Regions from separate parts of the Homo sapiens genome. Here region 2 is linked to region 1. The links are chromatin loops, found by intact Hi-C in ENCODE. Cell type or tissue: K562. All regions are shown on one strand. Links, peaks and the distances in the headings refer to the core of each region. The heading gives the core; the rest is flanking DNA. Region 1 has its middle 63 kb from the start of OSBPL8. Region 2 overlaps NAV3 (neuron navigator 3).

Evidence for each region. A loop is a pair of places that touch in the nucleus more often than their neighbours do. Peaks named below come from ENCODE experiments on the same cell type or tissue, not always from the same donor. Only the 100,000 strongest peaks of a DNase experiment are listed, where the experiment ranks them.
Region 2: a loop joins it to region 1, with 15 times the contacts of the local background. A loop is called at or near these places in 2 of 110 quality-filtered maps.

What each region holds. Positions count from the first base shown.
Region 1 is chr12:76,615,451-76,630,911 of GRCh38, forward strand. It overlaps the pseudogene YWHAQP7. Among named protein-coding and RNA genes, the nearest start is that of OSBPL8, 63 kb to the left of the region's middle. RefSeq lists a silencer at 8,539-8,833. In K562, for the core only: a CTCF peak has its summit at 6,219 (motif pointing right); a DNase peak (open chromatin) is centred at 6,221.
Region 2 is chr12:77,919,613-77,935,073 of GRCh38, forward strand. All of the region lies in intron 1 of NAV3 (neuron navigator 3), which reads left to right. Among named protein-coding and RNA genes, the nearest start is that of NAV3, 96 kb to the left of the region's middle. In K562, for the core only: a CTCF peak has its summit at 6,170; no DNase peak of the experiment used is centred there.

The DNA of each region.
Region 1 (15,461 bases), core at 4,126-9,125:
TTATAGCAATGCAAAAACGGACAAATACATGGATTGTTTTTGGATTCTGAAGATTCAGTGCTATGGATTTCACATGAGTTTGGCTATTTTGATTAAAATGTGGCTGTTTGTCTTTCCATCTCTGCTTTGTTTCATATTTCAGACTCTGGCTCTCACTCACTATTTATGTCTCTTTGCCCTTTGAAATCACCGTTCTTGGTCCTGCTGCTGTCCCACTACATTCTACCACTCAGTTGGTACTAGGGTGATGGTGGAATCATAGGCCTCCAATGAACCTCAAAAGCTATCTAGTCCAATCTCCTATCTGATGCAATGGCTAATTACTCTTGGAAAAGAAGTCTCTATTATTTAATTGACCTTCTCCTTAAATTTCAATTCATTTTTTTAAAAATGTGAACTCTAGGCCAGGCGCGGTGGCTCACGCCTGTAATCCTAGCACTTTGGGAGGCCAAGGCGGGCAGATTGCCTGAGTTCAGGAGTTTGAGACCAGCCTGGGCAACACGGTGAAACCCCATCTCTACTAAAATACAAAAAATTAGCTGGGCGTGGCGGCATGTGCCTGTAGTCCCAGCTACTTGGGAGGTTGAGGCAGGAGAATCACTTGAACCTGGGAGGCGGAGGTTGCAGTTAGCCGAGATCATGCCACTGCACTCCAGCCTGGGCGACAGAGCAAGACTCTGTCTCCAAATAAACTAACAAAAAAATGTGAACTCTAACAAGTTTATGCAGAATAAATACACATCACTTATTTTTAATAATCATAAATGTTTTTACTAAAACTACTATTTTGAGTTTATCCAAAAAACTCAATAATATAATAATAATTATTTTCAATGAGTTGCTGGTTTAAGTGAAACAATATAACTATACACACAGGAAAAGGACAGGCACAGGTCTATACTCTCAATAAGTGCTGAAGGAAAGGGAAGCCTCGGGAATGTTTGGTCAAAAACCTCTGCTGGGTGATGTAGTCTTTAAGCTTTCCCTTGATGAGAGTGGCTCAGCTGGAGAGATGGAATGGAGGGGGTTAGGAGAGGGCCCTTCAGGCAGAAATGGAACAACCAGATCTAGACTCACAATGGAAATAAGAAAAGCATAAATAAGAAAAGCATGAATAACAGAAAGTGAAGGAATGAGAATGAGTGGCACTGATGTATGTCCTACTCTGAAAGGTAAAAAGACACGGAGTTCCAATAGCCAAGCTCTACCTTTCCGGAAGACGGAGAAACACATTTGGAAAGAATACAAAGCATATGGGCCTGGGGTTTAGGAATGAGAAAGCATCACATTTTAGGATGGGTGATGGTTAAATGTTCAGCCTTGCCATAGGACCAACCTGGATTTAAAGTTTAGGTCTTCTTCCTGCTGGCTGTGTGACCTCTCTCAGGAAAGGTTGTGTGTTTCCTCTCTAGGAAAGTTATGCCTACCTCATCAAATAACATGTTTGTAAAATACTCAGAGTAATGGCTGGCACAAAGTAAACACTTAGTAAATGGTAGCTCTTCTTCTTACTATTATTTTTATGGAAGCTCTGAAGTGGTTGAAGATGGGCTTGCCCCCCTCATTTCTACAGCAATTCATTAAGGAAATATTTTCCAACTTGGGAACTTTTGTCTTCGTTATTATTATTTTTGTTATCATTATCTTTTGAGACAGGGTCTTGCTCTGTCACCCAGGCTGGAGTGCAGTGGCGCAACCACAGTTCACTGCAACCTTGACCTCCCAGGCTCGAGTGATCCTCCCACCTTAGCATCCTGAGTAGCTGAGATTACAGGCACTTGCCATCATACCTGGCTAATTCTCATATTTTTTGTAGAGACAGGGTTTCGGGTTTCTCCATGTTGCTCAGGGTAGTCTCAAACTGGGCTCAAGTGATCCTACTGCCTTAGCCTCCCAAAGTGCTGTGATTACAGGCTTACAGGAGTGAGCCACCATGCCTGGCCTCTTTGTTATTATTAATTAGCATTCATATAACATATGAATTAGCATTCATATAACTTAATGTTCCAAATGTTCTGACAAAAATTTGTTTGCAACTTTAATACCACTCCTGACAGAAGGTAGGTGCTACAACAAAAGAGGAGTAAGGAGAACATAATTAAAAGAGCATATTGAGATAAGTAATTTATGACCCAAAGTATGGATCTGAACACTGCACCAACCAAGACTGTGTGCTGACAATGTGTCCATTTTTCTAACCCAACTGGTTACCACTAAATCCCCTCACCTGTTGTGCATGGACTGTCCCTTCAGCAGAAGTGCCTGGAATTACTTTGTTTCTACATAAAAATTTTACAGTGTTCAACTGATACCCTGAAATCTTTGCAAGGAGTTACATGCTGTTTCAAAGATTCATAAGGAAATTGACTATTTGAATTTAGAAGTGCATTTTCCCATAAAAACTTGATTTAAACAGTTTACTTCTGAGGTGAGTCCACCAAATGAATGCATAATGCAACTGAAAAATTAAATATTTTAAAATAGAAAGGCAGTTTAAAAAAACTGGTATAATATTGGCTATTAAGCAGAATAGGAAAATAGTGTTTGTCAATGAAACAGTAGCCCCAGGTTCAGTCCTCTGCTCGGCTACTCTCTGGTTGTGTGAATCTGACCAGATCATTTTACCTCTCCATCCCACAGTTTCTTCATCTGTAAATGAAAGCGTAGGAAGACTTTTAAAAAGTCTTTCCTATTCCTATACCCACTAAAACGAACTGAAAGAAGCTAATTATAGAAGGAAACTGTCTACAGTGAAACTAAGAAAGGCTCTAACCTCATGCTACTAACTCATCAACATCATCCACAAAGATGATCATCCACAAAGAACATCACGTGAAGTGACCTAAAAGAGAAGCAGCGTTCTGATGCAGGACTCTCTTGCTCCTGGACACAATGAAAACTAGAGATAAGACTGAAGCACTTCTAATTCTATCCAGTTTAGAGGAACGAAGCCTTCAAAGAAAGGGTGGGCATCAGGAAAGACAGCAAACATTCTACTTTGAAACATTCCCCTGCTTAAATTATCTCCAAGAGGCTATATCTCCAGAAGTCCTACTTAGGTTGGATTTGAGGAGAGATATTTGTTAGAAGGGGGGCCTTAAAGCTGATTTTGCAAAGTACTTTACATCAGACTGAGTGAATGTCAAAGGTCAATATCAAAGAACTGGGGAGAGGGCACTAATAAAATTATGGAGCCAACAGTCCCCAGGTACCCCCTGGCTCCGCCATAGATGGAAATAATGGGACAGGAGGAGGAAGCCTTCAACAAAGGAGAAACTGTTTTCTTCTTTGTAGAAACCACTTGGAGGGCAGTCATTGGGAAAACTCTGAAAGGCCACTGAAGCCCCAAGCTCAAATCAGCTGACAGCTGTGCAGCCCTTTGTGTCTCAGGGTCCCTAGTGTGACAAGACGAGGGGAACTTGAGGCCACAGAAATGCAGCAGTTAACCCATCTCATAGTGGGGAGGAGTGAGACCTACCAGAGGGAATAGAAATGTGTCATGCCCAATTATTGAGGGAGCCCACATCGGCTACAAACACAGGCCTTTCTTTATAATAAGAGCAGGGGAAAATTCCCAGTAGACTGGAGAAAAATGAAGAATCAGGAAAGAGGTCAAGCCAGGTGATCAGCAAATGGCTTCCTGTGAAATAGATTTGGGGCATCAAACAGCAGAGAACTGTAAACAAAATGTTGAACTTGAACTCTAAATGATCTCTAAATCTCATTCCAACTCTAATATCTCGAGGATCGGTGCAAAAGAAATCTTTATCACAAATCTTGATACTTATAGAAACACAGATTTAAGTGGAAAAGAATGAAGGTGGTAAGTGAGGACTTCATGGTGATTCTGAGGGGGGCTTTGAGTACTTGCAAACACTTTGGATTCAAGGGTTTTGCTATCATTGATTTTACCTGCATTGTGAAGGCTCTCCTAGCAGGTTGCAGAGCTGTCCAAAGAGGAGCACAACTCACTCTCTGTGGCCTACAAAAACATTGTTGAAGGCTACAGGTCCACCTGGAGGGTCTCTTGAGCATTGAGCAGAAAAACCAACACCTCTGACAAGAAGTTGCAGCTGATCAAGAACTATTGGGAGTGAGCTTCACATCACTGAGAAAAAACAAAAAACAAACCAAAAAACAACAGAAAACTATCAGGAGAAAGTCAAGTCTGAACTGAGATCCGTATGCATTACTGTCCTGCAATTTTTGGATAACTATTTACTATCCAATGCAACTAATCTAGCGAGTACGATCTTTTATCAAAAATAAAGGGAGATTACTTCCAGTACCTTTGTTGCACGTGGTGATGGTTGAAACAAATGATAGATAATTCCCAAAGAGCTTCCTAAGAGGCATTTGATATAGTAAAGAGATGTAATCCATATACATGTCTTAACATTTCTGTACTTTACTATGAGATCCTTAATAACCCAGAGCTTGCCTGCGAACTGACTAAAACCACTTTTGATAGGCCATAGAAGAACTTGATACACTGAGTGAAGATTCAAAGACAGCACCCTTATCATGCAGTTGCTTATAGAGACAACCTAACATTATGGCCATTAGACAGTGCAAGAGAAAAATGTGATGTGGCAGCCAAGAGACAGAAAAGTAAATGCATACAAGGCGTAATCTTTCTTCCCTTCAAGAAACTTTTGTACACATCTCCATTGCCTTTTCCACTTGGATTTCCTGTAGCAAAGAAACCCATTCATGATGGCCGGGCGCGGTGGCTCATGCCTATAATCCCAGCACTTTGGGAGGCTGAGGCAGGCCGATTACGAGGTCAGGAGTTTGAGACCAGCCTGGCCAACATGGTGAAACCCCGTCTCTTCTAAAACTACAAAAATTAGCTGGGTGCGGTGGCAGGCACCTGTAATCCCAGCTGCTCGGTAGGCTGAGGCAGGAGAATCGCTTGAACCCAGGCAGCAGAGGTTACAGTGAGCTGAGATAGCGCCACTGCACTCCAGCCTGGGCGACAGAGTGAGACTCCATCTCAAAAAAAAAAAAAAAGAAATTCATTCATGCGTATGGGATCAACCCATTTACAGTCTTTTCACAATGCAGCTTTGGGAAAACTCCATTTCTTTCGTTTGTCCTGGCCCTCCTGGTGTACAGTTACTGCTATAGAAAAGTATTACTGGCTTCATTTCATATAAAATATTAGTAACTTCCACTTATATAGTGGACTAAAAATGTACTTGATATTTAAGTAATCTGAACTAATGCTGCAAGCAATTATGTTTTGTACCACCCTAAAGATCTGAAAATACAGTTAATTACAATTCGAGAGTATTCCCTATGTAACTTCTTGATTTCTTTATTCCCTCCCTTACTCTTCTTCAAGGGTTTCCTTTCGGTATGGAACTTTTCTGGCCTGGGGGGGAAATTGAAATGTCTCCTATATAATAGTTTATGGAGGTCACGTATATCCATAACAACAAGGTTTTCATTTGCTACTGTTTAAGTTGACAACTTCCCTTCCCAATAAAAATTCATGTACACCTCTTGTCTTTTACTTCCAGTATTCACCTTAACTGTTTAATAGAAGTATCATGTTGCTGCGAAGATACATGCATTGCTTTAGGTAAATTAAAGTGCATATCATTACTTAATACCCTAGAAAGCAGAAATACATTACACAAGTCCAATTCTAAAACTTTAGTACTTTTCTATGCAGATTTGTGCACATGTGAGAGGGTATCCGTTTCATTTAGTGACTGCTACTCAGAGTTGGACCAGCGTTTTTTGTTGCTAATGCACTGTGGTCCCAAAAAAGCCTTGCAAAAATGTTGTGCCCTGTGTAATAGCAGAGAAGCATAAAATAAACTTATACTTTATAAGCCGTTTACTATTGCTTTGTAACAATTGCCTACTCATATTTTAAGGAATAGGTGAGTTCACTACTTTCTGAAGTTTATCATAGTTCCCTTGTATCTTATGCAAAGTGTAGTAATGATACCCATAGTTCTGCATTGTGATACCCTTTTCTAGAGAAACCCAGAGATGTAAAAAATTGTACTACATTTCTCAGAGTGTTTTAACATAGATCAGCATCACAGGCTATCTATTCTTCAGATATAAATTATACATGTTAAGTGTTATATGGTATAAAGTGGACATTTTAAAGCTAGAAATAAAATGGAGTGTATGACAGAATCCTACTCGAAGAAATGATTATAGGGAAGGTACTAGGTCAGACAGTTCCCCATTCTGGTCAGCAGGTGGCACTAGAGTAGCTTGGATGCCAAATGGAACAAAGGGTAAAAATAGATCTGGATCAAAACAAACTTTGGGTGAAAGTGCAGGAGAGGCAGGTGACTGGTTGTTTACATTTCAATATGTCTTATCTCTCTTTCTAAATTGTTCATTGTTTGAAGTGAGGCACACTTCTAGGTACAACTAAAAGTTGTACTGAACCTTTCTGTGCCTTGGACTCTTACCTGAAAATGGATACAATAATAATGCCTACCTCATAGCATTATTGTGAGAACAATGAATTAATGCATGTCAGTGCAACAGTGCAGATTGCAGAGTAAGTGTTCAATAAATGTCAATTATTATGACTCTGCATAATGACCATGAGGCACACATAGTAGAAATTCAAAAGATATTAGTGGACGCGGAATTGCATGGGATGCTCATAAGCCTGATGTTTATAACTCAGAGACCACCTAGTATTAAAATATCTGTAAGACAGATTGGTATGGGAATAATTGGGAATAATTACTTACATTGATAATGTGACTGTTTTAAATGTAACCTCAAGAGTTCACTGAAATGCTATCTTTCTGAGTATCATTTAGTTCACTGAGTCTTTTCAGAGATGTATTGTGAGGGAAATCTAAAACAGTAATAAATATTGCAAAGCTAGGCAAACCTATTCTGGTGTGTTCCTTCAGCAAGAAGTGTCAGTCTCAAACGTGTTCAGCTCAGCCCAGACACAGGAAACAAAGAAAGACCTTCCGCTTTATGAATTCAGTTCCATCATTACCTAGAAAGCCACTCAAGATATACAAAATGTTTGAAGAAAGAGGCTCGTACTGGTCATGCTGTTCTAAGTTTAATATTCAGTGGACCGGGGGGAACTCTCGAGTACTTGCTCAGCCATCAAGCTGCACTTTCCCTTCCAAACTTCTGACTCTGCAAGTTCAGATCTTAGAGTAGGGCTTCTATCCAGCTTCCAGGTTTTCATGCCACTTTTTCCTGAGAGTATAGCTCTGCACTCACCCCCAGATAGGCCCTTGACAGCCTGCCTATCCATTTCTCACCCTCTTATCCTGTTACCTGAACTATGCTACTGTCCGCCATATACTGAATGAGATCCTGCTTCAAACCCCATGGATCCTTCTGGAAAGATTATTACTGCTTCTCTGACTATAAGTACTACTGCTACAGCTTAGATTCACCTGGTATTCCCCATGCCACTTTATTTATTTTTTTATTTATTTTCATTTTTTTTTTTGAGACAGGGTCTTGCTCTGTTGCCTAGGCTGGAGGCCAGTGGCATGATCATAGCTCACTGTAACTTTTGATTCCTGGGCTCAAGCAGTCCTCCCACCTCAGCCTCCCAAGTAGCTAGGACTACAGGCAGGCACCACCATGTCTGGCTAATTTTTAATCTTTTTGTAGAAATGGGGTCTTGCTATGTTGTCCAGGCTGTCTCAAACTCTTAGCCTCAAGTGATTATCCTGCCTCAGCCTCCCAAAGTGCTGGAATTAAAGATGTGAGCCACCCTGTACACCCAGCCTCCACTCCACTTTAGACCCTCCTGTTGGGACCACTGACCATCCCTAGCAGAGGCAGGCCCAGTTGCTGTCTTTTATAATCCTTCCCTTCCCTTGCCTGTGCCCATACTTACCTTCCTTTTTTTTTGTTTTTGTTTTTGTTTTTGTTTTTGTTTGTTTCCCTACTGGCTCAGAAAACCTCATTCATAGCTGATAGGAAGGTAAGATTGGAAGGGAATAAGAAAAAGGCAAATATTACAAGGATGAGGAGTGATAAGAATACTTTGAGCTCCAGAGATGTAAATACTGTGCATAGGAAATAGAAAATAAACAAAATGATTCTGAAATTTTCACATAAGGGAGGAAATATAATTTCATATACAGGCAATATGAAAATAAAGTTGGATTTAACTCTGACTCCTGCCTCTTCCACCTACAGGTGATATGACCTTGTGCAAGGTTAAGCCCTCTGAGTGTATTTCCTCACTTATACATGAGGTTATAAAATGGTTCATTTTGCAGGGTTACTGTGAAGACTAAATACGATGACACATATGAAAATGCTCCATTTATGCCTGGCAACTGTTCTGCCCGTGTCTTAGGTTAGAGGTTGAAAGGTGAAACTATTGGCTGAATTTGGTTCAAAGATATGTTTTATTTTGCCTTGAGTTAGGGTCCCCAAGACCAGCCCCAAGTTTGATGATTCACTAGGAGGACTTATAGGACTCACATATAGTAATACTCATGATTATGATTGGCAAAAGGATACAAAGCAAAATCAGCAAGGAAAAAGGCACATGGGTCAAAATCCAGGATATACCAGCCACAGACTTTCAAGGGTCATCTCCCATGGAGTTCACACAGGATGTGCTCAATTGCCCCAGTAATGAGTTGTGATAAAACATGTGAAATGATGCCAACCAGGAAATTCATTACAGACTCAGAGCTCAGGGATTTTATTGGGGCCTAGTCATATAGGCAGCCTCTGCTAGGCACATACTCAAATTTCAGAGTCCTAGAAGGAAAGCCAGTAGTCAGCATAAACATGTTGTCTACACAAAAAGTTTAGGCACAGCGAGTCACTCTTACCAGTTCTGGGAATGGTGGGAACCCTCCTGAAATCCAAGTTCCCAGATGCCAGCCAAGGGCCGGCTTTGTAAGCAGGCCTTTCCAAGGATAAGCAGTTAGGGCTGCTACCTCAACTTTTTGTTGCACAGACCTGCACAGGGTTTGTCTGTGCAGGTTTCTTTGTTTTGTTTTATTTGTATTTTACTTAGTTGCCATTTTTTAAATATTAAGATATTTCACTCAGGATTTCCATCTTCATGTGAAAAATCAAGTAGTTAAAAAATAGATTCATATTCCCACATGGCAACAATTGGTAGTCCCTTTTAGATAAGGCTTCATGTTCCCTCAAATTCCTCCTAGTCTCTGCCACTCCCAATAGTCTTTGCCACACTGAGCACCAACTGCCATTTACATCCTGCTTTTGCGAATCTGGCCTTGGCCGCTTGGACCAGGAGTGGCCGCTTGGACCAGGAATGGCCATTTGACCAGATGACAAGAGAAAGAAGCAGGCATGTGGAATACCACTGAGTCGTGATAATGAACAATGATGCAAACAGGTCATGGTTAATGAATTCCTCCTGTTGAGGTCACCAGAAATGCCATGAAATCAGAACTCCTCTTTGCCACCCTCTATTATAGCAGTTACTTGTGGGTATTCTTGGGTTGATATGACAACACTTTCATTGCTATATATAGTAAGTCCTCTTTATTTAAGCTAACTCCAGTCAGTCTTTGCTCCTGCCCACCTAAAGATCACTGATCGGAAAAGTGTTAATATAAATTAATTATTACATATATTTGCCCGTTAGAACTTTGTAACTTGAAGTCATTGTTATTGTCATCCCCACCAAGACTTGTGATCACAGACTAAAATATGTCAACAGAAAGGTAAATCTTGTTCAAAGGAAATCAATCCAATCAAGTAGTTGTATGTATCGATATGCCCTTTTATTTACTAACTCAACTACTGTGTGATAAAATGAAATTTCATCTTTATATTCCTAGCATCTAGAAAACTACCAGCTATGGAGTTGGATTCAATAAATGTTTCCTAACTTTATAAAGTTCATCTATAACAAGGTCTAGAAACCCAAGGATAGAAATAATGAAAATCATTATGCTCATGCTAAAAAGGGGAAAATGCAAGTGATATAATTGCAGTAGTGTGCTGCATGCCACCCAACCATACAAATGTTCTAGATGCTTCTTTTCTCATTCTAGTTACAAAACCGGCACAGATACAAGCTCCAGAGAAGGAACTGCAAAGATTCCAATGTCTGTTGATAGGTTCATTCTACTAAAAGCAAAGAATTTGAAAAGTTCTTTACTTGCTTCCTTGATAGTTTCATTTCTCAGACGACTGAGGAAGCAATTAGGGGATTTTATATTCTAGACTTGACTTTTACTAATAAGAAAAACTGAGTTTTTAAAGTTAGTAAAGTAACTAGAAACTACAAGAACACCAAGAAAAAGAGGCAGTGTCATGCAGATTGCGTATCCCTTATCCATTAAGGTGCTAACATAAGAATTAGGCGTGCTGGGGATTCATTCATTCATTCAACAAATGTTTACTGAATGCTTACTATACGCATGCCTATTTTAGGTTCTGGGTATATGACAGTGAATAACATAGACAAAAATCCATGCTCTGTTGGACCTTGCATTCTAGTTGGGGGACGGGGATAATAAACAGCTATATTAATAAAATATGTAATAGTTCAAATGGTGATATGAACTATGAAGGACAATGTCAGGGAAGAGGAATAGAAATTGCTAGGGAAGAAGGATGCTGTAATTTTATGTAAGGTTATTGGAGAAGGCCTTGAAAAAGGGACATTTGAGCCAAGGTAGATGGGGGAATGAGCTATGTAGGCAAGTGGGAAAAGAGGGAGAGAGAACAGAAGGTATATATGGGTTTGTGCCCTGCTAAGTGAGCCAAGGGAGAGTAGGAGATGAGATTAAAGATTGCAAAATGCCTTGTAGGCTATTGACTTTGGTTTTACTCTGGAATGAGAAGCCGGTAGAGAGTTTGAGCAGGGTAGTGACATAATCTAGCTGACATTTAAAAACGCAGGCGAGAGGGAGGAAGCAGGAGATTAGTGCAATAATCCAGATTAGAGATGTTGCTAGTGTAGACCAAAGTGATAACAGCTGACTTGGTAAAAATAGTCAGATTCTCGACATATTTTGAAGGCAGGGCTACCATGATTGAATTATGGGAGAGGAAAAGTGGCAGAAAGAATTGAGGATGACTCTAAGGTTTTGGCAAGAGTGACTAGAAGGATGGAGATGTGATTAACTGAAATGGAGGAAAACTGTGAAAGGAAGAGTTTTGTAAGAGAAGAGGAGTTCAATTTTTAGACATGTTAAATTTGAGATTCCTTTTACACCTCAAAGTGGAAATGTTGGTAGGCAGTTAAATATATGAGCCTGAAATTTAGGCAAGAGTTCTTGGCTGGAGAGTTATCAGTATATAGGTAATATTTAAAACCATGAGATTAGATGAGATCACTGAAGGAGAGAAAGTATTGGCCAGGTACAGTGGCTCACGCCTGTAGTCCCAGCACTTTGGGAGGCTGAGGCAGGAGCATTGCTTAAGCCTAGAAGTTTAAGACCAGACTGGGCAACACAGTAAGACCCTGCATAGCAAAACCCTGTCTCTACAATTTTTTTTTAATTAGCTGAGGATGGTGGCACACACCTGTAGTCCTAGCTACTCAGGAGGCTAAGGTGGGAGGATCGTTTGAGCCCAAGAGTTAGACGCTGCAGTGAGCTATGATCACACCATGACACTCCAGTCTGAGCAATGGAGTGAGATTCTGTCTCTAAAAAAAAAAAAGAAAAGAAGGAAGGAAGGAAGGAAAAGAAAGAAAGAAAGGAAGGAAGGAAGAGAGAGAGAGAGAGAAAGAAGCATTGAAGATAAGAATATAAGAGTTTCAAGAATGAGGTGTTTCAAAGTTTGGATGTGAGGGTGATGATAAGGAATGAGCAAAGGAGGCTGGAGGCTGAGAGAGAAGTAGCAGCTGAAGAAATAGGAGACAATCTGAGAGAATGAGATGTCCCGGCAGCAAAGGGAATAAAGTGCCTGGAGAGGAGAGAGGTCACTGTCAAGTGAAGAGAAGTCAAGATAAAATAAAGACTTACCTTTGGATTTTACCATGTGGAGGCTTTAACATGGGCAGTTTAAGTGTTGTAAAGGTGAATAAAACACTGTTGGAGTCTGGTCAAGAGAGAATCAGTAGAAAAGAATTTGGAGACTGCAAATTTCAAGCAACAACAACACGCGGTCTATTTCTACATGTTTTGCAATAAAAGGGAGCAGAGAAATGGACAGTAGGTAGAAGAAGAATGTTGGGTCAGGAGGATTTTTTTTAATTGGAGGAATTTGTATGTTGATGGAGTGATCCAATGGAGAGGGGAGGGGAAACTGAGGATGTAGGAGAGTGAAAGCAGAATTGACAGAGCAATGTTCTTGAGGAGGCATGTAAAAACAACAGATGTCTGCTCCAAAAACATATGGGAAATCTTAGAAAGCCCAGATTTTCTAAAAACCCAGAGTAAAGATAACTGCGGTCCTATGACCAACACCATTAAAAAGGGACAGCAGATGCAGAAGAATGGAAGTGTCGAAGGGGTGGAATTCTGATGGAGTGGAGGATTCTGGCTTGAACCTAAATTTGGTCACCATTGGCATTCATTCAGACACATCTGCCTGTGTAGTGACAGGGCATGAATCCTCTGTTTTCATGCATGAGTGGAAGTCTCCTGGGAAAGAATTTCTTCTAAAAGAAGAGAAAGCAGGGCCCTTAAGTTTGGACCAATAACTGGTCAGAGGGGAGGGGTGTTTAGCACACTGTGATGTCTGTCTCTCAGGTTTGGCCTCTGGTCCAGCCTTCATAAATCCATGTCAGATTACTAAGGAGAGGGACATATAAGAATGGACAACTTTATTTCACTAAACTATGTAAGATACTAGGATCATGAAATTATTTTATTTTGCTACTCTTCTGCTCATGATAACACAAAAAGGAGAAAAGCTTGATCCCACTGAGGTGCAGCATGGCCTCAGTGCGTTGAAGACTCCAAAAACCACCTTCTCCTCAACTTTAATGCTCAACGGATCTGCAGTGGAGACCACCTCTTATGTCTGTGACCACAATAGAGGCCAGCTCTCATCACACTGCAGCAGTGGAACCAGTTCCAAGAGTGAGAGAGATTTTAATAGTTTGCAGCTTCAGGACCCCTTAGCATGGACACACCACTGTAATAGTGGACACCAGCTGCAGTGGCAGTGGTCAGGCACTACCAAATGACTTAATAGCAAGCAGAGCTTTAAGCAGCAGACATCACGAGAGGGGGCCAGAATGGGGGAGAATCATGGCAGACACAGACAATAGCTGCTATAACTTGTTTACAAGCACCTGTTATATAACCTAACGGCACCTAGAGACAACTGGATGAGACTTTGAGGGTAGCTAGAACCACAACAGAGGGTTGGGGTAAAACTAATATACAAAACCCTTTATTACTATTAATATGGTTCCATTTTATCCTTAGATTAGTGTGGCTAGGGAAACAGCTTATAAGAAATTACAATCACATATGAAGCTGATAAGGAAGACAATACTAAAAGAAACACATGTGGCTGAAAAGAATGAGCCTATATTGAGAGACATGCTGATGACAGAAAGAGGCAAGAACAAATATGAAGGAAAAACCTCAGGAAAGATAAAGCACAGAACCAGCTGAGGTTAAAGATAACAAAAACAATTGCAGTTTGTTTTTTTTTTTTAAAAAAAAAAAACTATGGAGCAAGAAAATGGTGTAAGCTGACAGATGGCAGAGAAAGTATAACTACTTAACCATTACTTTATTTCTTTACTTTTTTTAAATGAAGAAAATGGCCTTCAAAGTGGGAGGTGAAAAACATAACTAAGCAGGAACTAATCTGGACAGTATAATTATGGTAGATCCTCTTTATTATTTCTTTTGTTTATTTTTTTGAATTAAAAAAAGCATCCACAGACAGTGTGTAAACAAATGGACATGGTTATGTTCTTTTTACTTTATTTTATTTTATTTTATTTTTGAGTGAGAGTCTCACTCTGTTCCCCAGGCTGGAGTGCAATGGCACAGTCTCAGCTCACTGCAACCTCCGCCTCCTATGTTCAAGTGATTCTCCTACCTTAGTCTCCTGAGTAGGAGGGACTACAGGCACGTTGCTACCATGCCTGGCTAATTTTTGTATTTTTAGTGGAGATAGGGTTTCACCATGTTGGCCATGCTGGTCTCAAACTCCTGGCCTCTTCAGCCTCCCAAAGTGCTGGGATTACAGATGTGAGCCACTGCTCTAGGCCCACTTTTCTCTATTTTCTAAAAATAGTTTTAGAATGAGTTATTATCATTTTTAGTTTAGAAAGACTCTATTTGATTGAAAAACAGGGAATTACTATTTGACATAAGTAAAAGATTTCTTAAGCGTTCAACTCAATGCCTTAGATGATGCTAAGCCCACAAACCCAGATTAATTACCTCCTAAGGTACTAAGAGAGAATAGATGTGATGGTGGGACAAGAGCTGATCATTTTAAAGGCATGATGGAGAACAAGAAAGTTGCTAGATTATATCTAATAAGTTTTACAGTTTATAAAGCAATGTTATATGACTAATATTAACTAGTATTATCTGCTATGTGCTAGGCATTGTGCTAGACCAAGAGTCTGCAAACTATGGCCCCCAGGATAAATTCAGCTTGCTGCTTGTTTTTATGTTAAAAACAGTAAATTAAGTGGTTTAAAAAAATCAAAAGAAGAAAACTTTATGACATGAAAATTAGAAAAAAAATCAAACTTCAGTGTACAGAAATAAAATTTTATTAGAACAGGCTGGGCGTGGTGGCTCATGCCTGTAATCCCAGCACTTTGGGAGGCCAAGGTGGGCAGATCACTTGAGATCAGGAGTTTGGGACCAGCCTGGCCAACATGGTGAAACCCCATCTCTACTAAAAATACAAAAATTAGCAGGGCATGGTGGCAGGCACCTGTAATCCCAGCTACCCGGGAGGCTAAGGCAAGAGAATTGCTTGAACCCAGCAGGCGGAGGTTGCAGTGAGCTGAGATCACACCACTGCACTCCAGCCTGGGCGACAGAGTGAGACTCTATCTCTAAATAAATAAATAAATAATAAAAAGAGCATAACCATGTCCATTTGTTTACATACTGTTTGTGGATGCTTTTGTGCAACTATAGCAGGGTTGGGTAGTTGTAACAGGGACTGTATGACTTACAAAGTCTAAAATACTTACTGTGTAGTTTTTTATCAAAAAAAACTTTAGCCATTCCTGGGCAAGATGCATATCTGATGTAATCTCTAATCCACAGCAACTGTGCAAGTTTATATTTTATTTCATTACTCTCTCCAGATCCAGCCCAGGAATGTGGGCTGGGAAGCCAGTATTATCCCTGTAATAAAACTGAAGCTCAGCCGGGTGCGGTGGCTCATGCCTGTAATTCCAGCACTTTGGGAGGCCGAGGTGGGCAGAACACGATGTCAGGAGATTGGGACCATCCTGGCTAACACGGTGAAACCCCGTCTCTACTAAAAACACACACACAAAAATTAGCCAGGCGTGGTGGCGGGCGCCTGTGGTCCCAGCTACTCAGGGG
Region 2 (15,461 bases), core at 3,663-8,662, 1.3 Mb after region 1:
TTAACCGCAAATATGTTACCTAGCAACCATTGAAGGACATCTTTATATCTTTAAGGCGAAGTACTTCATATTAATTTAGCAAACATCTGTTTCCTTATGAGAATAGGCATGCTTTCATTGAGACAGTCTGCATGTACACTGCTCTCAATGGCAATTATACTCCCTTTGCTTAATAGTTGATCAGATTAACAGAATTCTAGCTCTTAAAGGGACACTATTTATTTGACCCTATTGAAAATTTAATCACGCTTGGATTGTTTGGTGACCTTTTGTCACTGTGGGAGCTCTGAGATTGGAATTTGAAGTGAACAGCCCATGATTTCTCCAGAAGACTGAATTATCACTTATATTTTAGTTTTGAAAATGATGCTGTAATTTGGCAGGTTTATAACTTACCACTAATTGAAGCAATATTTATCAACTGCACGTGAAATATAGCATGGTGTTAAGAACTCTAGAGATTGTTAAGTTTGGTTAATAATCCGGGTTCTGGCACTCTTTACTGTGTGACATTTAGCAAATTGCTTAGTATCTTTAAATAGTAGTTTCCTCATCTGTAAAATAAGAGTAACAATAAAACCTTCTTTAATGTGTTGTTTTAGGAGTCACATTAGTGTGTTCTAAACCCCATAATTAAAATTAGTGCTCTAAATCCCATAATTAATATTTGAATAAAGAATACCATGCTATATATTGTACTTAATTTTCTCAGTTGCTTTATCAAAATTAACCAGTTTTATTTTGTTTGAAAAAATGGATTTTGTTTCAACAGTGGCTTAAAATTGGACATGAAGAAAATGGAAAAGTCAGATTTAAAAAACACACAACAAAAAGCCCCAAAACTGTAAGATGAATTAAGTCCTATCTGACCTTTTTACTTATAAATTTTATAGTACCAAAAAAACCCTTCATGACAATTTTCTGGAAATACAATTAACTTGCTATTGTGAAAAATTAAAATGCATTTTTAGCTAAATATATATTTTGAAAATTAGAATTATCAGAAAAACAGGTACAAGCCTTTGAATTTACTTTTAGGTACAATACTCAAACACCTTCTGGTTCATGTAGGCGAATATTTGTCATCTTTTTCCACTTGATTCACATGTGTGAGTCCAAATGTTAACCAGCAATGTTTGTTACAAAAAAGGAAGTCATCCGAAAAAAAATTACTCTGCAGATGCCTCTTGTCTTGAGAAAGAAAATATTATCAGAAAATAATGTCAGATTGATGACTGATTCGTCCTGTGAATGCGGATAGTAGTAGACTTTCCAAGGTCACCATTTGGATTCATATGAATTATTTGTTCATATCCTTGTCACAAAAGGGAATAGAGTGGCTGTGGGTACTTTCAATTAGAGAATTTTGAACCTGTGTTTGAAGATTTGGATTTCTAACAATCTCATCATAAGAAAACGAAAAGGATACCTATTCTTAAGGCTCATCTGCCAGTAGAGAAGCTGAAATTTAAGTCTAGTGGTATGTGAAATATTCAACAGACTTTGTCAAAGGCTTAACTTTAAAGCTAGGGTAACTATTTTGAGGAAAAAATGAGAAACGTCTTTTGGTCATCATAAATCTAGTGCCTGAGGATATGCATATTCAAGATATGAAATTCTAAAAATGTTAATATTTACTCAAATTTTAACTTGGAATTTTTGAGACTAATAAATGTTCCTCAGTTAAGGCAATACCGACTGTGAAATAGTTCATGAAGTCATAGAGATGCAGTTCAAAATTCTATTTTCATTATTCATAGAAATGTTCAAGAACAAGGATTAGCCAAGGTAGGAACCATTCACTTAAAAATCCTGAAACCGAGAAGTAGCCATACTTACATAAACGTTGGCAGCCTGGAATAACCAACAAATTGTGACTATTATTAAATGAATATATTAGAGCAGGAAAATCATGCCGTTGTTAAGAACTGCAGTTTGGAACCGACTTGGGAAAGATTGTCTTATGATAAGTTTTCTCATAGCTAAATTCCTTTTCCTTGGAGTTAAAATGAGAGTTACAATTTCTAACGTGAAAGATGAAAAATCTAGTGGAAATGATAGGGTTAAAATGATATATTTTTATGAGGATACAAGGCAGTACTTGGCCAAACACCTTGAAAAATTTTAGTGTTTCTCTTTTTATTTTTTATACCAACAAAGAAGGTAATATGGTGCCACTGAAAATGTATGGGTATTGTAGAGAGAGAGAAGCAATTTTAAACTTAGCTCTGTGACTTGCTACTTAATGACTTGGGGCAAATTAGTCAATGAATCTGAGCTTCAATTGTTTCACGTGTAATATAACAATGCCCATATCATAAGGTCCTTTGGAGGATAAATGAAATAAGGTCTGTAAAGTGCCCAGCACATGGGCAGAGAATGCTGTATAGGGTAACCTTTATGACTTAGTGGAAACAGTGGCAATTATATCAAAGTTCTATCTCTGAATCTTTGTGTCAATGAACTTGAAGTGCAAGACCTGGTCATATGCGTAGCAGAAGCTACCTCCTTGGTCAGCCCTGAAAACACTTCAATTTAGCCACCAGTTCCAATTAAAAATATTAGCCCAGAAGATGCCAAAATAGCTACCTTGGTATGGTTCCCTGCCTCTGTGTTTTGAAATTTTTGAGCTGTGAACCAGAGAGGTTTTTTTGGGTTTTGTTTTGATTTGTTTGTCTGTTTGTTTGTTTAATTTTTGAACTTTTGGAGGGCCAGCGCTTCTTTTCCATCTCCTAACAGCTTTTCGGGTCATTCGGGCTCTTGTGAATGTTTTGGTTTTTGACTGATCCCTTTATTTTTTAGTTATTCTCTGACCTCCACTACTCTATTTTTGGGAAAATCCCTCGTGGGTGTTTATTAAGACTTTTGCAATTCCTGTGTGCCCTACTCCATTGTTATCCTACAGAGGTGTTGCTCAGACATTCTGGACCTGAACAGGCCACTCCAAAGTGCCTTGCCCTTTCAGACCACTGTTCCAGCTTAGGATCCCACCTATGTCCAGCATTGACTTTACTCTTGTCCCCTCGGCCTGTGTTCCTCAACCAGAAACTTCTTGTTACTTGTGGTTCTCTCTTTGAGAATAATAATGAGTGTTTTTATTATTGACTTGAATCCTAAGACTCATTGTACCTTTGTTTTTCTAGAAGACCAAAAAATACTCTTAAACTGTTCTCATTAACTTCCTTAGAATACCAATGAGGTAATGCTTTGAAATCAATTTTAATTTTATGAGTAATATATTAATCCAGAACATTTTTAATTATAAAGAACAATATCTGAAATCAGATCACCCTTATTGTAAATACTATTACACCCTGAATTTGCTTCTAGTATTTTTATACGTACATCTTAAGATGGTTTTCTATTCTACTTTTTTTTGCATCATATTTTTCATTTTACTCTACAAGTATCACGATTTTTATTTTTGATGGCTACTTAACATTTTGAAGAGTGAATAAACCATAATTTGATAATAACAATTTCCCTATCATTAGGTGTTTTAGTTCCAATTTATAAATATTATAATTAATATAAACTACATTTTTGGAATATCAGTTCACATAAAAAGAGAATAAAGGAATGTCATAGTGGTATGTGGTAAGTCTAAAGTCAATTTAAGAAATAAAAAGCACATTTTCTATCGCTCCAGTATTCTACCAGCTTGATTATGATAGTGAAGAATTTTGAATTTAAAAGTCATTGCTTATGTTTTTAAATATATTTTAAGCTATCGAATTTAATTTCACACACACATATCAGAGCTAAAATAGGAGAGAGAGAGCTAGATTTAGAAAGTGATCATCTTCCAAATTTTTAAAAAAATCTATTTTACTGAAATTTGGAAACATCATTAATGTAGAAATAATGTCATAAATGATGGTTAGTTTTCTTGAACAGCCCACCTAAATCTGTATCATCTCTTCTGTAGATTTGTAAAGTAGGACTGTAACATCTACTGTATATACCTCAAATGAGTATAACAAACAAAATGACCTATTTGTAAATTGTAAAGCAAAATTAGAATATTAGATACATTCAGTACCTAGTTCATTTTAATAATAAAAAAAAGGTTATATGAAGTTCCAAGGACCCCAGCAGTGGAAACTTGACCAACAAATGCTCACACTACCACCCCAGAATCAGCAGTAAAAAATGAATGGAACTGCTGGGAAATCAAGCTCAGAGCTTCAAAAGGAAGAGAGGAGTTACTAGTGATGAAGAGTCCACAATATATGCTCAGAAGATGCTATTAAATTAGTAAAAAGATAACCAGAAAACTGTAGGTACAACACAATGATCTCTGCAAGGGAAATAGGGATTTGGGGAATGGATTTTTAGCTCTCTATAGGAGTTGTAATTGAATTCCTGTACATAAGGGAGTTGTTCTCCTAAGGGTCTGGCTGCAAGGAGAATCTCTGTAATTTAAATTAAAACCAGCTGCTCTAACAAACTCCTGAATTTCAATGGCTCTGTACACAGTAGACTTTCAGCAGTCCACAGTGTTTCCTGGGGGTTGGGTATGGAGTTGAGATGCTTTGTTATGTACAGTCACTCAAGAACTCAGACTAATGAAAACACACATTTTCATTATGTGGCCTCATTGTTTTACCTGGATATATCCCAGGTGGCCCATGGGCAAAACGAAGAATAGGTTAGAGTATATTTTTGTGGGCTAGAGTAGGAAGAGATGCATAATACTTTAGCTCTTATTACATTGGTGATATCTAGTCCATTTTTATCCACCTAAATGCAAGGAGAGGAGAGCTGGAAATGAAGTCCTTGGTGAGAAGCTGCTTTCTAGAGAATATTTTATGCTATGGAAGGTGGAGCACAAATTTTGGTGAACAGTGAAAATGTAATAGGTTCTCTCATGAGGGGTGGCAGTAGGGGGACTTCCAGGCATGAGGCAGCTGGAAGTGTATCCCCGCTTGGGTCAACTCTTCACAAAAAGTAGTTTTTGCACAGTCATTAATTTTCAACATAGATATCTAAAGTATAATGTTCCTTGTAATATATCAGGTAATACATCAGATATGGACAAAGAAGAAATTCAAGATAAGGATATTCTATGAAAGTAAATTAGTTTCTGTGTCTCAATGCAATTAAAAAGAAAGTAGTCGATCTAAATATTGACATGTGCAATGGTTATTTGAAATTACTACACATTTGTTTGGGGAGAATATGTTTTTAAATGTAAATCATGAGTAAGCATATTCCATTGATTATAATAATGATGACTTATAGTGTATAGCTCATTTTACTTTTGCACATGTTTTCTATTACAGTTAATCCTCACAATAATCCTACGAGATAGGCAGGGTAGATAAGGATATGATCCTAGCATGAAAGACAAGACTCAAGATCCAGTAGTTAGTGGTGGAACTTGGAAGAAAGCCCAGAATTTCTGACTCCAGGCTCCATACTTTCCACTTCTGAAACCCTTCAAAAATTTAACTTTACTTTTTTGAAGGGTGGGGGAATGATGGGGAGGGTGAAAGGTTGGGAAAAAAAACAAGATTGACTTATGTCTGCTTCTCTAACTAGTGAGAATTTTTACTTTTTGTGTCTTGCATGTTGAATGAATGTTTTAGACCATATTTCACATATATTTTGAAGGTCAACTTTAATCATAGGAATAGGTTTATAAGAAGGGAAATTTTCTAAAATTTGGTTTAGAGGCTTGAATTTGAAATTTGGGGCTAATTTAAAATCTTTGACTTTTATTCATTATCTTATATTTGTATATAAACCGTATAAGTTCATATAGTGAGCAGTCTGCATGTTTTCTGTTTTTATTTTTATTTTCCTTTAGCTAATATATTCCAATAATTTGTAAGAGATTCAAATGGAATCCTTAGCATTTTAACAATTGTGCATTCCAGCAATTGTGGTGCATTACAAATGAAAGGATTTTAGGATGAAAAGGCGGGGGGAGGTTTAGGGTGGCTGTTAATGCTATGACTTCTAAGTCTCCATGCTCTCTTAGTGGTCATGTGGTTGGCTCATTATTTGAGCAGCATCGCTTTGCGGTTTGACAAGGCTACGCAGCAGCAGCCACTGTTAGCCGATGGTCTTGCAGGTATGTGGATCTAGCTCCTACCCGTGGTGATGTGGAGCTACAGCATGTCACTGGAGAGACACCAACTGCAGAAAGCTGATACATAATTGTGTATGAGTGGAATACAAAATGAAACCATCAAAGTGTCCTTAGCAAATAGCAAACTAGATGACAGATCTCACCAATATGTTTTGCTATAATTTATTGTAGTTTTAAAATTTTCAGGTATTTATGAAAATAGGATGCCCTCTAGTGGGGATCAACAGAATCTTCCAAGTAGTCTAATATTTGCTTAGAGTTGATGTAAAAAGAAGGAAAGAAAGTTGTTGAAAAAACAAATATTTTTTGAAAGTTGCTTACTTTTTCCTGGAAATTTCTCTATTGCTCCCTGTCAACTGATGGCTGGATTAGTACTCCCTGTGCACTGCATTTTTATTTCCATTACTTTTCACAGAGGCTCTTAAACACAGCAGGCAGAGTGTTCTCTCTCAGCTTCCAAGTTCTATGTTTTTAGCCTAAGTGAACGTAAACAATCCCTTGGCCACTTCTTTCTAAATTAATTAATTAATTAATTATAACCTATCTTGAAACACCTTTGAGGTAGATATCTATCTTTGTCACTAACAATTTAAAGTATTTAAAACATAGGAATGAATGCTTTGCAAGGAGGATTGTTGTAGGCAATGCTTACCTTACCTTATGCATCTTACCTTCCCTTACCTCCCAAGCTTCTTTTTACAAAGCATTTCTTCCTAGCAAGAGAGGCTTGGGAGGTAAGGGAAGATATAGATAGATAGATACATACATACATAGATAGATACATAGATAGATATAGATATAGATATGCCATGGCTGTTTTATTACTTTTCACTTACATTAAAATACTATATTCTTTACATTGAAAGACAGTTTAAGGTATTAGAATTAAATCTCTTGTAATTTGTGAACAGCATTCCATCCACGCCAGAGGTTCTCAAACATTAACACAGTTCAGAATCACCTGGCAGACTTTTTAAAATTCATTTGTTGGGCCCCACTACCAGTCTCGGATTCAATAGATCTAGGATGGGGCCTGGTAAGTTGCATTTGTAACAAGTTCCTAGATGATTCTGATGCATTGGTCAAGAACCTGCATTTTGAGAACTACGGTCTACGCTAAACCAATCTTTCCATCAGTCAATTTTTCTCTGTTAATTGTTGGAAAGTAAGGAGAAATGCTCAGGTCAGAAGCCTGGAAACTCTGAACTGCTAAGGCTTAAACGGAATTTATTCTCTTTTAACTTTGTGTTTTATTAACAGTATTTTCTTATGCATATTTATAGCATGTTACTTGGTCTTTGGAGGATGGTAGCTGATTTTACTTTGAATGTACTTGCACAATTTACATCAATTTATCAGACTGATACAAGAAGAAGTTAAAAGAATCTCAAGTATTCTCACTTGTTTTCTTAGAAAAGGGTAGAGATGGACTGTTTTCATAACTGTTTTTTAAAACATACTGTGTGGTATTAATATTTAGATTTTAGCTAATATTGTCACCAGCATTATTAGACTTCACAGACTGTTAAGATGAATTCCCCATGGAGCTCTCTGTTAGTACTAGATGTTGCAGCAGTCAAATAAAGGAGACTTTTCTCCATATTTTGAGATGGACATAAGATGTAACAGAAATAAGGTAGAAGGCTGGAGTTAAGAAAGGCTCATAAATAAAACATTTCCTTTTGTACGAGCTGAGAGTATAAATCTTGAGACAGAAAGTATGGGTTCTATGTAGCACTTACTGTTGCCACCTTGGGAAAATACTTCACTTCTCTGTTTTAGAATCTTCATCTTTAAAAACGGAATAGTGGTACCTTCCTCTTAGGGAGCTTTAAGGATTGAATGAGTTAAACTATTTAAAGTATTTAAAATAGTGCTTACTCTCAACACTGTTATTAGTAGACACTACATCTTGGAGAAAGAATGTTATGTAGCCCTTTCTTGTCATACTGCTGGTAGCAGTGGAAATGCAATTAAAGTGAAATAAAATTTAAGTTACCACCAGATTGTGCCTTATAATTATAATAGCCAACTCCTTTTTCAAAAATGTATATCATATCATTTTTTGTAGAAGAAAAGATCATTAGTCAGGCCCCATGCATTTAAGACCGGGTAGCTGGTTCTTCATTATGTATTTTATTTCTGCCAGAGTGTTTGATTGACTGTCTGTATTGACCATGAGGTTGCCCAGTATGACTGCATCACTAAAGGTTAGAGAAGGAAAATGCTGGAAGTGCACGGTGACTCATACCTGTAATCCCAGCACTTTGGGAGGCTGAGGTGAGCATATTGCCTGAAGTCTGGAGTTCGAGACCAGTCTGGCCAACATGGTGAAACCCCATCTCTACTAAAAATACACAAAAATTAGCCAGACGTGGTGGTGTGCGCCTGTAATCCCAGCTACTCGGGAGACTGAGGGGAGGGAATTGCTTGAATCAGGGAGGTAGAGGTTGTAGTGAGCCGAGACTGCGCCACTGCACTCCAGCTTGGGTGACAGGGCTAGGCTCCGCCTCAAAAAAAAAAAAAAAAAAAAAGAGAGAGAGGGAAGGAAAATGCTGACTCAGTTTCCAAAGTATTCAGTACATTTGGAACAGCAAGAAAGATTAGAGAACAACACATATGGCTTTAAATGAATGCCGAGGGGTTCTCACAATGATGATCTGGACACGAACTAGGTAGCTAGAATGCCAAAGGATAAGGGAGATGGAGGAAAGATGAGGCAGTCATCATTGCAGAGAACCCCTACTAGGATTTCAAAATTGTCTGACCTGTTCCCGACCCCCTCCCTCCCTTCCTCATTAACGAAAAACTTATGTGCCTTATCCTTGTTGGTACTGCCCATGGTGCCAAGCACAGTACTGCTCAATAAATGTTGGCAGGTTTGATTTGACTATGAATGACATGGTTTGTGTTATGGCCTCAGCTTTTTTCTCTATTAAAAAACTGCATGTAAAGAAAAATCAGAACATACTGTAGTTAGCATAGTAAATCCTACCCTTTCTTTTCCTATCAACTTACCTGTATTTCTGTTCATCTAAAAATTTCCTATTTCCAATCTAATAATAGAGATATGTAACTAGATTCTAAGCTAGTGAATTGTGGCTACAATTTTAAACAGATAAATGCAGTTGCAAATGAAAATATTAATGTAATTTCAGCTCTGATAAAATCTGAAATTGAGTTAAAGGGTGCACTTGATATCTGCATAACAAAGTGTCACTGGGATGGGTAGGGGTAGGTGCCAGAGAGTTCAGGAGGTCAATGTTGATTATTTGTCCATCTGGCTTTATGGTCAAAAGAAGTACAGTAGCCTGCTGTGGTGAATTCTCTGTTTGGGTAGGAAATAACTCTCAGAGTACTTGAAAAGTTAAATGCTGTAATAATGATATTTATGCATATCAATGTAGTTTATTCATTTTGTCTGAAGACAGCTAATCTCTTCATATGAAATATATCATTAGTAATATGTTAGATATACCAGGATTTTAATATATTAATTAAGGACTTGTATTCTTTGCAACTAAAATCAAACCGTTTTAAAAAATAATTAGGAGATATGTATATTTTCTTAAAACCTAAAAACCAATTTTTAGAGTTCCATTTTTAGAGTTCCATTCCATTAGCCTGTCAAAGCCACCACATTGCATAGCTCTGGCTGCGTCACGGACAGGGACATGTCATTGACCCTATAAGCTATAAGCCAGTCTTTATTGAGTGTCTACTAAGTGGGAGACACCAGTATCTAGCTAATCCAAACCAGAAATTTGAATTTATCCACCTTGAGTCAAATCTGTTTCACTTTCAAGTCTTGCTGATTCTACTCCGTAAATACGGCTTTTCTATATCCCCACACCTTTGGTTTTCTGTATCCCTACCTCATCATCTTTCGCTCAGACTCTTTTTATAACCTTATTTTTATTTATTTATTTACTTATTTATTTTTATTTTCTTTTAAGATGGAGTCTTTTAAGATGGTGCAGCAGCATGATCTCGGCTCATTGCAACCTCTGCCTCCCTGGTTCAAGCGATTCTCCTGCTGCAGCCTCCCAAGTAGCTGAGATTACAGGCACCCGCCACCACGGCCAGCTATTTTTTTTTTTTTTTTTTTTTTGTATTTTTAGTAGCAATGAGGTTTCACCATTTTGGCCAGGCTGGTCTTGAACTCCTGACCTCAAGTTATATGCCTGCCTCGGCCTCCCAAAGTGCTGGGATTACAGGCATGAGCCACCATGCCTGGTCTATAAACTTTATTTTTAAATGAATGATTTTCATTGTTATTAGACTATTAAAATAAAATAACATGTAAAGTTCTACAGGTAAACAAACAAGAGCAGTCCTATCCCTAGCTCCTCTCCAACAAAAAGAATGAATTTCTACCCATTTAGCAATTTCTTATGGTGATTATTTTTGTATTTCCAAGTAATATGCTTTAATATCCTACTTTATGAAATTTAGAGACTATTGACTTTTTGGGATGGTATATAAGGACTTTGCTTCTTTATAACCCCCTTCTTCTCTGCACTACCCCCAATATACTTACACTATAATTTTCAGTGAAATCTATATTGTTTTCATTGTTCCCATGTAAATATTATTCACTACCAGACTAATACTAGCCTAGGATTAAAGTCTCTTTCTTAAACAGAGTTTGTTGTTTTTTTTCTATAGAGCTAATAATTGCCTCACTTTTTTATTGTATAATTTATGTTGACTTTATGGCTACATTTACCTTTTTTTTTTAACAGTTTCCAACAGATCTGTAAAATCCATCCGTATACAATTTTCCTTATAATCCAATTCTCACACAGTGCATCAGATTTATTATTTCCCTAGTGTTAACAATTCTAGAATCATTTCTCTTTGTTCCAATGTAAAATGATTGCTCTCTAGATCTGTTACATAGCAGTTACACTGAACTTTCCTTATCATCAGCTGAAAATGTCTTTGCCTCTCTCTTACATTTGGTCACCTGTTTGTTGGATTCCATTATTTTCACTTCTGATAGCCTCCTTACAAGGGATGTATGAAAATATTTTTTTCTCTTAGAATGTTTTTGTATAATATATCCTTATTTTATTATCCCAACTGTTGGAAAGTTTGTCTAGGCATAGAATTTGAGATTGAAAATCAATTTCCTCCAGAATTTCATAGGAATTTCTCTGTATCTTCTAGTTGCAATGTCACTGTAGAGACTTGTGATGTCATTATAATTTCTGATCCTTTGAAGGTAACTTGAACTTTTAAAATTTGTTTCTTTGTGCCCCACCCTCCTGAAGCTTTTAGAATATTCTTTTTATCCCTGATATTGTTATCAATTTTTATCTTCTTAATAGTGATGAACACTTTGAAAATTCTTTCCTATAATTTTTTTCCTATCTTATTTTTTGGAACTAGTATTTTTTTGACACTTGACTTACTGAATCCTCTAATATGACTATATTTTTCTATTATTGCTCATCTTTTTCAATTTTGATCTCCCTTCCAATAAACCTTCTCAATTTATCCTTCCAGCCTTTCAGCTTTAAAAAGTCAATCATATTTTTAATTTACAAAACTTCTACTTAATCCCTAGATCTTCAAATATATGTGTGTGTATTTGTGTGTGTGTGGGTGTAAGTGTGCATGTGTGCATATGTGTGTATGTATCATTCATTTTCTTCTGCATCCGCTGAGGAATGCAACTTCTCATTTCTAGGGTATTAATTTTAATTTCCCTGAAGTTCTCTTATGCTTCAGCTTTGTCTGTATTTTATTCTGGCTTCTTTTTATCTGTCTATTTTGGTATCTCCATTTTATTTCAGAGAATTTTATCAAACCCCTGGTAAACCTCAATTCTCTGTATCAAGCATGAGACAATAAAAATCTACTTGGAAGCGGCCAGGTGCGGTGGCTCACTCCTGTAATCCCAGCACTTTGGGAGGCCCAGGCAGGCGGATCACAAGGTCAGGAGATCGAGACCATCCTGGCTAACACGATGAAACCCTATCTCTACTAAAAAATACAAAAAATTAGCCGGGTGTGGTGGCGGGTGTCTGTAGTCCCAGCTACTCGGGAGGCTGAGGCCGGAGAATGGCGTGAACCCGGGAGGAGGAGCTTGCAGTGAGCCGAGATCGCGCCACTGCACGCCAGCCTGGGTGACAGAGCAAGACTCCATCTCAAATAATAATAATAATCTACTTGGAAGCTATTTGTGCGTGTGTGTTTGTGTGTGTGTGTGTGTGTGATGCACATAGTTGTTAATGTCTTTTGTGATTCATTATAGGCCATCCTATAATGATGGCCAGCTCATTGATTCACTGGGTACCATGAGTGTCAGTATCTGTTGATCTTAGGGATGATCATTGTTGTCAAAGACAGATTTTTTAAATCTGACTGGAGTGAGGGTGGAGGATATGAAATCCTATATTCCTGAAGGAGAGGGTGCCAGGGAAGCAAAAATCAGTTGCTGGGGTCTCAACATAAGTATATATAATTTTACTTAATCCTTTTGTTTTCATTTCCATGCCTTTACCTTTTGTCTTCCTGATAACCCTAAGTCCGGATTTTCCCTAAAGTATGTCCTGGCTTTTGATGGGAGAATGGATAGGCCGGCAACAATATAACTCTTGAATTTGGTTCATCCTACCTTCCATTTGATCTGATGCTCATACTTTCTGAGCCATTCTGGGGGTCTGTGGGAAAATCTGTTTGCATTACTCTGTCTCCCTCTGCAGGCTTCTGTGGGTCCATCTTCCTTTACTACTCTGCTACATGTGTATCATTCTTTCATCTGCCTTCCACACTCATATATTGTGTTCATGGAAGATAGAATTTGAGTTAAGATTTTTTGTTCTTGCTGTCCTGTGGGCAATTTCTTAGTAAATACAGGGCAGAAAACTATTTTATCATCTAGAATACAGAAGTCTTGTAAGTAATCTGTCTTTACTTTCTTGACTCTAAACTTGACTCTAAACTCCATAGCTGCACTCAAGTTCAAGTTTAGTAACAGGAGCATGGCTGTCATTTTCATGTTCCCTACATGAAAATAAACTTTCACCTAAAAATCTTAATAAAGCCTTCTTAGCTTCAGATATTATTGCTTTTTGCCCAACCCTTACCTGATTCCTGGCCTCTTCCTTTAGTGTTTCCATGTGCCCCTTCCCCATGTTCTGGCCAAATAGAACTATACAAAATTCTCTGAAATCATGAGGCTATTTCATAGCTCTGTTCCTCTGTAGATGTAATTATTTATGCATATTCTGCATGGAATATGCTTTCCCCTTCCTTCTGATTGTCAAATCTCATCCTTTTATGTGTCATTTCTCAATCATCATTCTTCTGTAACCTTCATAGTTATGTTTTACTCTTTTTGCTATTTTTATTTAAACTAATTTTCTCTTAAAAATGGAATAAATTGACTTCATAAGGGACATTTTTTTTGAAGTTAAGTGGGAGCTATTTTGTGATTTTTACTAACACGTTAAATTACTTGATCAGATTTGCATTTTAAAGCAATCACTATCTGTAGTGTATAGAATAGTATAATGCTTAGCCTGCCTGCACTCAGAAAGTGTTTATATGACTGTTAGAGTGATTGGGTGAGAGATGATGAGAAGCGACCCAGGGCAATGATAGTAGCAATGGAGGAGTGGAAGGGTGAAGAGATGTTAGGGAGATAAAATTAACAGCACTAGGTCAGAGATTGAAAGAGAATGACAGAAAAAAAGTAAAAGGAAATTATCAGACTTCAATTTATGTTTACTTTATAATTTACTTGCCTTCATAGACCATCCACCGATCTTATGGGGTAGTCAACTCATTAATATTCACTTTTAAATCAAACTCCAAAGTTGAGATTTTTGAAAAACTTCATACAGTGTGAGCTTTCATTTTAATGTGAATATTGAGGTGAACTATCTGTACAGACTGAGGTGAACTAGCTAGATGGTGAATGTATTACATATATTGTGACAATATGATGTTACCCAAAACTTTTAATGGATTCGTTTCATAATTATACCACATGAGCTATTGAGATTTCTAGAAGGCCTACAAGAGTCATGAGATTGGACTCATTCACAGATCTTTTGGTCATATCAGTTCTGTAACAACAACTGCAGATCCAGTCTGTGATCAACTTTTCAAAACATCTAAAAATAGTATGTATTGTGTCTTAATCCCACACTGTGATTTTGCAACCTTCTTTGTCCAATGTTGCCTACCATTTTTGAATTTTTGAGTCTTAAAACTGTGGTGTACAAAATTATATCTTTGAAAAAATATATAACTTCACCTTTTAAGCCTCTTTCTCTGTATAGTAGGAGAAAATGTATTTATCTCAGTTCAAAGTAACATAATCACTTTCAGTTTAAAACTCAGTGTTTGAGGGCCAGGCTCATTCAGTTCCAGATTCTTCCTTTTCTTTCTGCAGTGATGGGCTGGGGAGGGTTGTTGATTGTGGTTCCTTATTATCATGGCACCAGGGGTGACACAGCTTGTTCATTGCCATTGCTACCCACCAAGGCTGCTGTCTGATGAGTGCCCGAAGGTAGGATTCCTGTCATACATAACTTGACTTATTTTAACCTATCCTCACATCTTCTGTGCCCTTTTTGCTTTTCTGTGCCAGCTCTATACATCCTTCCTGTCCTGATTTCAAGTGCTCTCTAGGATCACTTCTTTCTTCCAGAAAATTCCATATGGCTCTTGGGAAATTATAAAAAAAAAGTATGCTTTCCTATACTGTTGTGGTCAATGTTGTCCTTTGTGATTCCATTCTCAGGTCCAAATGCTACTTTGAAACTCAGTCCAGAGAGGTAACCTCTTAAATCTGTTCTAGGGCTCCTTTTCCTTCCAATTCTCTTCCCTATACTAGTTTTTCTTTTTGTGGGAAAAACACTTACTTCACTGATCACCTTTCCCTAAGGTATGATTTCTGGTTGCACTTTATATGCTTAGTCTTTTGCTGCTTTTTAAGATGTAGAAGTCCAGTTATTATCATAGAAACCCTTGGTCTTCAACACAATTCCTGTTATGTCTTAGAAGAACCCATTTAACTTTACAAAGCCAGTAATTTGAACATACCAGGGAGCAGTGCTTATAGAAATGTAATGCTACTGCTTGAATGTTGAAGGAAAACAATAATGTTTTAAATAAGTACAGGGTTAAAATTAGCTCAGCTAATATTTTTAAATCCTCTGATTATATTCATAATATCTTCTAATCAGGTTACAGATTAGTGTGTTTTTATTCAAACAGACTTTTAACTTCAATGAAGAGGCAGTCTTTCCCCTATCACTTCTCCCTACTTCTTCGATTATTTAGGATTCCTTAAAAATAAGTTACTTTATCCCATTGAAACACATATACCTCTATGTAGTGTATG